2 separate regions of the Homo sapiens genome follow, and region 1 is linked to region 2. A link is a loop called in an ENCODE intact Hi-C map of the cell type or tissue named here. Cell type or tissue: mammary epithelial cell. All regions are shown on one strand.

Evidence for each region. Peaks named below come from ENCODE experiments on the same cell type or tissue, not always from the same donor. Only the 100,000 strongest peaks of a DNase experiment are listed, where the experiment ranks them.
Region 1: a loop joins it to region 2, with 5 times the contacts of the local background. A loop is called at or near these places in 12 of 110 quality-filtered maps.

Annotation. Positions count from the first base shown.
Region 1 is chr12:29,316,030-29,321,029 of GRCh38, forward strand. FAR2 (fatty acyl-CoA reductase 2) reads left to right here. Exons shown (of 12, transcript NM_001271783.2): 9 at 812-983. It overlaps FAR2-AS1 (FAR2 antisense RNA 1), which reads right to left and starts at 1,819. Exons shown (of 7, transcript NR_103860.1): 1 at 1,679-1,819. In mammary epithelial cell, a CTCF peak has its summit at 1,933 (motif pointing left); DNase peaks (open chromatin) are centred at 1,962 and 4,462.
Region 2 is chr12:30,805,695-30,810,694 of GRCh38, forward strand. No RefSeq gene overlaps it. Among named protein-coding and RNA genes, the nearest start is that of LINC00941, 13 kb to the left of the region's middle. In mammary epithelial cell, a CTCF peak has its summit at 1,941 (motif pointing left); DNase peaks (open chromatin) are centred at 477 and 1,897.

The sequences.
Region 1 (5,000 bases), 1.5 Mb before region 2:
TTGTATAGGATTTATATTTTCAGACAGATTTTAGCTGGTATTTTTTTAAGGAGGGCAATAATCATATTACCATAATAAGTGATATCATCATAATTGAATAATGAGCTTAGGCATATGCTTTGAAAAAAAACCTACATACATTAAATAAAATTGAATTCAAATGAATATCTTTTGGAAACAACTACTGAATTCACAAATGTACATAAAAAGTTCTTAAGCTTAATCTAAGTAATAATATAAAAAGAAAAATACTATTATGAATAAAACTCTGGATACCAGAGTGGACAATTGAGTCTAACATATTCCCAGAGAAGTATTTGAAGTAGACTAACACAAAGAAATCTTGCCTTGAGAATCTTTACAATCTTTTACTTAAACCTTTAATAAAGATTCAAATAAAATGTTAAGAAACTTTCTAAATGGTTCTGAAAGTAATGGTCCAGCCAGGGAAATAAGGTCTCTCGCCTCTGTCTTGGGGCTTTCAGAATAGACTGGATGACCTTAGAATTAAAGGCAGATTCATGTTTTTCTGAACAGTACCTCCTTGTATTGACAAGTGTTTCCCCAATAGTTTGTTTTACAGTAAATGCTTCAACTAAAGAATCCAATTATTAACCCATTCACACTGTTTCAGTTTGCAGATAACCATTTGCCCAGCACAAAAATCTTTATATTGTTCTCAGAAATTGATTCTTGACTCTACACAGCAAATCCTTCGTCTTTATTGTTTTGACCCATTACAAATGCTTTCCACTATGATGGACTTATATTCTCCTTTTCTCCTCTAGCACTTACTTTCTTTTTTCCCCAGGAGTCCAAGTCTTGGCAACCTTTGAAAAAATCCCATTTGAGAGACCTTTCAGGAGGCCAAATGCTAATTTTACCAGCAACAGCTTCACATCACAGTACTGGAATGCGGTCAGCCACCGGGCCCCTGCCATTATCTATGACTGCTATCTGCGGCTCACTGGAAGGAAGCCCAGGTGAGAAGCTGAGTCAATGGCTTTGAGAGTGTCACTGCATGGGAGATTAAGGCCCCAAAATCTTTAGTGCTTCCTTCAGCCGAGGATTAAAGGAGACAACTGAATCTTACCCATATATACAGATTGAACACACCTAATCTGAAAATCCAAAATCTGAAATTCTCCAAAATCCAAAACGTTTTGAGTGCTGACATGATGCCACAAGTGGAAAATTCCACATACCTTACCTCATGTGATGGGTCACAGTCAAAAGACATTCAAAACTGTTTCATACATAAAATTATTTAAAATATTATGTAAGATTACCTTCAGGCTCTGTGTATATGGCTAAGTGTGTATGAAACAGAAATGAATTTTGTGTTTAGACATGGGTCCCATCCCCAAGATAGCTCATTACATATATGCAAATATTCCAAAATCTGAAAACAATCAAAACCCAAAACACTTCTGGCCCAAGTATTTCACATAAAGGATACTCGACCTGTATAAGTTTTGAACAAAGCAGTCATAGTGAGAAGCCACAAAAGACATTAAAAATGTTCCAGCACAATAAAGGAAGGTAAATGTTAAAGAGGTTGATGAATTCAGCAAGTAATCATTCATGCGAAAAGAAAAGCAATTGAGACTCTGTCACTAGGGTTTTCTGAATAGGTAGATAATCTTAAATATACAATAATGATGACAACCTCACTTACTGAGAGTTTACTGTGGCACTCGTGGGGCTAAGGCTGATGCATGATGATCCCATTTTCATTGTCACAGCTACCCAAGGAAGATGTCCTCATCATCCCAATTTTACAAATGGGGAAATAGAAGCTAAGGAAAGAATCTGAATTAGTCTCAAAGGAAGTGACAGGAAGGATGTGGAGAAAGCCGAGTCTCAAAGTCAGTATTCGGAACCAGATTTACTGCCACCTAGAGATGAGTGAAGAAATTAGAGGGAACACAGTGTGCTGATGCTAAGGCAGCTGTCACCACCTAGCTGTGTGACACAGGACATACGCCTTTATCTGTCTCGCTTGAATAATATTATGTGTCAGAGGAGTCATTGTTATAATTGCCTAAGGCAATTCTCGTGATCAAGAATCAGAAGTATGAACAGTATTGCCTTCTGTGCTAGCCCCTTTATAAGGGAGGAAGTCTTCTTCAGCGTGTTTGTCATCTTTATTAGCAGTGCAAATGACTAAAACTTAGCCAATGTAGAGTTTATCTAAATTTTTAAAGACCTCATTTGGAGCTCATAACTCAGTTCTTGAGCAAGGTGAAAAGGAAACATTGTGATTATGGGGAAAATATTTGTATGGGGCTTATTAAATAAAGACAGGAAAAGAAGAAAACCCAAATATTGTAGGCAGAAATGCTAAAGGTTTTAAAATATATCAGGATTGGAAGAGGGCCTGCATAAAGAACAAAGTTCAGTTAGGAAAAAAGAGAAACACAGAAGGAAGAGACACAATAAAAATCTATATGTATCTTGTGAGAAGTCAAACAGTAATATTTGTGGGAAATGGGTTGGTTTGTTGTGTGGTATGTATTTTAGCAATAATCTTTATGGCAGAAAAAGCTGAAATCCTTCTAGACCCTTTCCTGCTCCAGGTGTGCTTGTGTATACTCTCCTATGCTTTTACATCCATATATGGACGTACATAGTTTGCTTTGCAGTAGGGGGGTATGTGTGTATATAAATCAATTGTACATATTTTACAACTTTTTCCACTAATTTTCCATGAAAATCTAAGTCATTCTGCCCGGTGTTGTCTTTTTTTTCTACTGCAAATAGGGCAATGAATATCAGTGTGCATGCCTCTTTGTAGAATGTGCCTGTGTCAGGAGAGGATGCTGAGGAGGGAGACTGCTGGATTGAAGAGTATGTGGAGTTTGTGACTAGTGCCAGGTGACCCTCCCTAAGGAAGAGACTGTCAATTGGCACTACCACAACAGTGTATGAAGGGTACAAAAGTCTTTTTTTTTTCTTTTTCTTTTTTCTTTTTTTTTTGAGATGGAGTCTTGCTTTGTCACCTAGGCTAGAGTGCAGTGGCGAGATCTCAGCGCACTGCAACCTCTGCCTCCTGGGTTCAAGCGATTCTCCTGCCTCAGCCTCTCGAGTAGCTGGGATTACAGGCGCCCGCCACTGTGCCTGGCTAATTTTTGTATTTTTAGCAGAGATGGGGTTTCACGATCTTGACCAGGCTGGTCTCGAACTCCTGACCTCAAGCAAGTCACCCGCCTCGGCCTCCCAAAGTGCTGGGATTACAGGCATGAGCCACCGCGCCCGGCCAAGGGGTACAAAACAGTATGTCTTACCCTCTTAATGGGGGTAAGAATACTTTGTAAAAATCAACTTCTGAATTGTCAAACTCATAAGGAATGACATCTTTTTGTTTTTTTGATTTGCATTCATGATTGCTGGAGGGGCTGGACTTTCATTCATTTATTGGACATTTAAGTTTTCCCCTCTGTGTGCTGCCTGCTTCTGCTCCCTATTTTCCTATTGGGTTGTCCTTATTAATGTATGGGAACATGTGTGTGTGAATACATATTTCATATATTTTCTCCAGGTCTGTTTCTTTTTAGCTTTGACTATAAAGCTTTTTGTAATATGAGTGAAGATACATATAATGCAGGGCTTAGGAACATGGAGTTTGGAGTCAGGCTTATAGGATTTAAATCCTGGCTTCACCAATTTAGCCATTAGAGCCCTAAATTACTTCATCTCTCTAAATCCTAACTTCCTATTCTGTAAAATGGGCACAGTAATCGTAACCTATTTTATATAGTTTAATATGAGTGCTTAGAATATAATAATCCCTATTAATACTAAAGATGTTTAAAATTTTTATGTGGTAAAATGAATCAATCATTGTTTTCCTTCAGCTTTTGCATTTTGGGTATTAAGAAGACCTTCTTGGCTGGGTGTGGTGGCTCACACCTGTAACCCCAGCAATTTTGGAGGCTGAGGAAGGAGTATCACTTAAGCCCAGGACTTCAAGACCAGACTAGGCAACATAGTGAGACCCCATCACTACAAAAATAAAATTTAAAAACGTTGTCCAGGCATGGTGGCATGTGCCTGTAGTCCCAGCTACTCAGGAGTCTGAGGCAGAAGATTGCTTGAACCCAGGAGGTCAAGGCTGCAGTGAGTCATGATTGAGCCACTGCACTACAGCCTGGGCAATAAAGCGAGACCCTGTCTCAGACAAACAATAAAGACCTTCTCTATCTGGGAGTAATACAAGTATATTTTCTAAAACATATCATTAGGTTGATATAGTTCTGTACATCCAATGATATCATGTCCAACCGTTATTTTTAACAATTAAAATAAATGTATTGAAATCATATCAATTGCATCAGAGTTGGAGAATGACTAAAGATTTAGATAATAGTAAAGTGGAACCCTATTATGGTGCTTATATCAGGCACAATGATGTCTACCTCATGCCTAAGAAATTTCCTATGATACAGTAAGAGAAATACCTCATGAGTCATTAAGTACATGGGCATTAACTTTGACCAGAAGTAAGACCAAATCCCCACAATAGCATCATAATTACTGAGCCAACTATAGTAATCACTACTGCCAAGACTGGTTAACTACAAATCAAGTGCTTTACAGGCCAAAAGTGACTTGTAGCTAAAAGACCTAGGTTGGGGATTAGCTATGGGACCTTGAGCATAATCTCTCTGTAAAATGGAGATACATAATATACATCCTGACTATCTTACAGCCATATTGTTAGGATCAAGTAAGATTGTATATGAAAGTTTTTTGTAAATTGTTATAAAGTTGGGAGGTGCACAAAGAAGATCTGGTCCAAGTCCTGACCACAAGATTGGACAGTGTGGTTCATCTTGTGTAATGGGACACAGGGTAGTGAGATTACACAGCGCAGGTTTTTTGAGGTCAGTTAAAACTGGGTTGGAATTTGACTTTGACACTTTTTATCTTAAGCTTATGTTACTCATTTGTAAAACTGCAGACTTACCTAACAAAGATGATATCAAAATTAGCAGAGA
Region 2 (5,000 bases):
AGGTTAGGAGATTGAGATTTATGGAGCTTTTTTTGCCTAAACCACTTACCTTCTTAGCATAGGGACTTTTAAAAATTCTGATTATCAGAATATGGCTGAGAGATGTCAGAACCATTTTTCTCAAATATGAATTCTTAGCAGGAATAGAAATTGCAATTTTTTAATTTTTAATTTTAAGAGGAATTAGTGCCAGAGAGAACTATTAAGAAAGGGGTATATCCAGTCTAAGGATTATTAGGCTCAAGTCCATGAATAGGCTCTGGGAAGTTTGTAAACACTTGGAAATTATTTGCAAAATGTGTGTGTGAATGTGCTTTACCTTAGAGAGTTCATGAATTTCATTAGATTGTTGAAAGAGTTTTAGTATTAACAAAGGAAAAACAAACCACCACCATCACATAACAAAACCACAACAGTGATTTAATCTTTTCACCTAACAATAAGTAAATTGAGGCTCTGATGGCTAAATTAATAGCCTGAGGCTACACAGTCAGTGGCAGAGCCCAGGGTAAAGAGAGAACCAGCACAGCCATTGTGGGAGCCGAGGGTAAAGAGAGAGCTAGGTGTTGTACTTAGTAAATAAATCAGAAATTCCTAACTCTTAGGCTGGAGTTCTTCCTGTTATGTGAAGCCAAAGTAGGGAATCATTAGGTCCAAGAATAGGAATTACATTTATATTTTAATGAAAAGGTGCAGTAAAATTTAAAGGAAGAGAGAGGGTTGCAGATGACAGAATACAAAGAATGTTGAGAGAGATGAAGCAAGATGAGTCCATAGAATCAGAGGCTTAGAAGTAATTCCTATTTATGAAAGGGAGTGAGAACAATGTGGTGAGGTGTATAGAGCTATGTGAAAGTGCTTGTCAATAACATGGCTGCAGAATGCTGATGGTGGTAATTGAAAAGGAAGTAAAATATAAAAACATTTGCAGAATATTTCTTTTTTTTTTTCTCTTTTTCTTTTCTTTCTTTTTTTTTTTTTTTTGAGGCAGAGTCTCGCTCTGTCGCCCAGGCTGGAGTGCAATGGCGCTATCGTGGCTCATTGCAAGCTCCACCTCCCAGGTTCACGCCATTCTCCTGCCTCAGCCTCCTGAGTAGCTGGAATACAGGCACCCGCCACCACGCCCGGCTAATTTTTTGTATTTTTAGTAGAGACGGGGTTTCACCGTGTTAGCCAGGATGGTCTCGATCTGCTGACCTTGTGATCCGTCCGCCTCGGCCTCCCAAAGTGCTGGGATTTACAAGCGTGAGCCACCGCGCCCAGCCCAGAATATTTCTTAATCAAAATTTCACCAGGGGTTCCAAAATGGCAGCATAGAATCAAGCTTCTTCCACAGAAAACCAAAAACAAATATATAGCGCTGAGATTATTACCAGCAATATGTCAAACTTGAATATGAAGATGAGACAGTTCCTGGGGCCACAGAGAAGTGAAAAACTTTGAGAAGATGGTAAGAGAATCAGACTTTCGTGTCCACAATGCCTTTCCTCCCAGTCTGCTCAGCACCAAGTGTACGGAAAATTTCTCCCTGACTTATAGTTTCCACACTGGAAAAACCGAGGTTGAGGTGGACAACCAGCTTCCCCAGCATCTTGGGTTCTCTGGCAGGAGACCCATCCCTGCCTCAACCCAAGGGAAGCATCAGGAGTACCTTGAAAGGAAAACTATTCCTGAGGGCAGCCAGAGACAAAGGAGGGAAGTGAGACTGCCATCCTCAGCCCTGGAACCTCTGTAACTCAGCGAAATGAGGCACAAATCAGAGTAGCTCTTCAGCAGCACCATGCTGTAGGAGGTTCATTCAACAGGTTCGTGCTCTGGGCAGAACACCCTAGGCAGCCTTCCTGCACTACTGCGATATTTCATTTGGCATCTCCCCATTTGGGCTGGGAAGCACTCTGATCATTTACTAGAACTGTAGCAAACCTGGGCTTAAAGTGCCATCTAGTGACAAAAAGAAGGCAGTGACCTAGCAAGGAAAAAAAAGAAGTCAACAGATAAATTACAATCTGTAAGCAAACATATCCAATAAAAACCAAAACAAGCCACACCAAGAAGACTGGAATAAAGAGCTAATCCTTAAATGAAAGACATAGATGTACATCCACAAGAAACAACAGCAATCAGGGAACCATGACTTTTTCAAACAACCAAACAAGGAACCAGTGACTGATCTTAATAAGATGGCAGGCAATATGTGAACTCTCTAAGAATTTAAAATAATAGTTTTTTTTTTGTTTTTTTTTTAGGCAGAGCCTTAATCTGTCACCCAGTCTGGAGTGCAGTGGCGCAATCTTGACTCACTGCAACCCCCATCTCTCAGGTTCAAGTGATTCTTGTGCCTCAGCCTCCCAAGTAGCTGAGATTACACGCATGCACCACCACACCTGGTTAATTTTTGTATTTTTAGTAGAGATGGGGTTTCACCATCTCGCCCAGGTTCATCTCAAACTCCTGGCCTCAAGTGATCTTCCCACCTCAGACTCCCAATATGCTGGAATTATTGGCATGAGCCACCATGCCCGGCTCAAAATAATAGTTTTGAGAAAACGCAGTGACCTCCAAGATAACACAGAAAACAAATTTAGAAATTTATCAGAGAAATTTAACAAAGAGATTGAAATAATTTTTTAAAAATCAAACAGAAATCTTGGAATTGAGCAATACATTTGCTGGACTAAAAAATTAATTACAGGCCCTCAACAGCAAAATGCATTGAACAGAGGAAAGAGTCAGTGAGCTTAAAGAGAAGCTATTTAAATATTCACAGTTAGAGGACAAAGAAGAAAAAAGAAAAGAAACAGATCACCTACAAGATACAGAAAATTACCTGAAAAGACAAAATTAAACATCATTGGTATTGAAGAGAGAGTTGAGGAAGGGCGAAGTGTAGAAACCTTATTCAAAGAAATAATAGAAAACTTTCCAAAACATGAGAAAAAGATAAATATTCAGGTACAGGGAAGTAAAAGAACACCAAATATTTTTTACCCAAATAAGACTAACCTAAGGTTATATAATCTTCAAACTCTCAAAGGTCAATGACAAACAGAGGATCCTTTCTCTCTTTTAAGAGAGGATCCTAACAGCAGCAAGAGAAAAGAAACAAATAACATACAAAGGAGCTCTAATTCATCTGGCAAGAGACTTCTCAACAGAAACTGTATAGGCCAAAAAAGAGTGAGATGACACTTTCAATGTGCTGAGTGAAAAAAAGCAGACATCCAAGAATATTTTATCCAGCAAAGTTATCTTTCAGATATGAAGGAAAGATAAAGTCTTTTCCAGACAAACAAAAGCTGAGAGAATTCACCACCACCAGACTCATCTTACAAGAAATGCTAAAGGTAATTACTTATTCTGAAAGGAAAAAACATTAATGTAAATAAAGAAAACATTTGAAGATACAAAACCCATTGGTAAAATCAAGTATACGGACAAACCCAGAGTAGTCTAATACCATAACTGTGTATTTATATACTTATAAATACTTATAACCCTAGTATGAATCCAAAAGACAAACCTATTAAAAACAATAATACCTACAGCAACTTGATAAGAGACAGGCAATATAAAATAAGTAAATTGAGGCAATATAAAGTCAAAATGTGTGTTGCAGGAGTGGAGTTAAAGTGTAGAGGGTTTTTTTCCTTGTTTGCTCCTATTTTTTGTGTGACCTAAGATAAGTTGTTATCTCTTTAAATTCACATGTTACACCTATGAGATGTTTTTTGTAAGCCTGATGGTAACCACAGTACAAAAACCAACAACAGATTCACTAAAAATAACAAGTGATCAATTAAAACATACTACCAGAGAAAATAACTACAAAGAAAGACAGTAAGAAAAGGAAGAAAGAGAGGAGTTACAAAACAATCAGAAAATAAGGAAGAAAATGGCACTAATAAGTCCTACCTTTTCAGTAACAACACTGAATGTAAATGGACTCAATTCTATAATTAAAAGGCATAGAGTGGCTGAACAAATAAAGAAATAAGACCCAACTATATGCCGCCTATAAGAAACCCACTTCACCTATAGAGACACAAATCAAAGATTGCAAAGAGACAAAGAAGGTCACTACATAATGACAAAGGGGTCCATTTAGCAAGAGGATATAATAATTAGAAATATCTGTGCACTCAACACTGGAGCTTCCAAGTATATAAAACGAACATTACTATCTCTGAAGGTAGAGATAGACTACAATACAATAATAGTAGCACATTCGCCACAACCGTAGAGCAAAGAAAAAAATTTTCATCTCATGACAAGATGAGAAAACTCATTTCAATATATTCAGAAAATCTTTTTTTTTTTGAGACAGTCTCACTCTGTTGCCCAAGCTGGAGTTCAGTGGCACAATCTCGGCTCACTGCAATCTCCACCTCCCAGGTTCAAGCAATTCTCCTCCCTCAGCCTTCTGAGTAGCTGGAATTACAGGCATCCATCACCATACCTGGCTAATTTTTGTATTTTTAGTAGAGACAGGGTTTCACCATGTTGGCCAGGCTGGTCTCGAACTTCTGACCTCAGGTGATCTGCCTGCCTCAGCCTCCCAAAGTACTAGGATTACAAGTGAGCCACTGCACCTGGCCCAGAAAACATATTTGATAAAACAAAAATTTTAAAAATTTTAAAACCCATCAGGTTTATTCATAGGATTCTAAATTTTATATGAAAAAGCAAAGGACTTAAAATATCCAAGACAACCTTGGAAAGGGATAATAAAGGTGGGGCACTTACACTACTGGACTTAAGACTTATTCTGAAGTTACAGAAATCAAAACTTTACTGGAGGTACTGGGATAAAGATAAACAAGTAAGTCAATGGAATAAATAGAGAACTCCCAAACAGATGCATACCATGGCCATTTGGTTCTTGACAAGGTGCCAATGGGAAAAGAAAATTCTTTAAGAAATAGTTCTGGAACAACTAGGTATCTCTCTACAGAAATAAATGAATCTCTACCCTTGCCTCACACCATACACAAAAATTAATT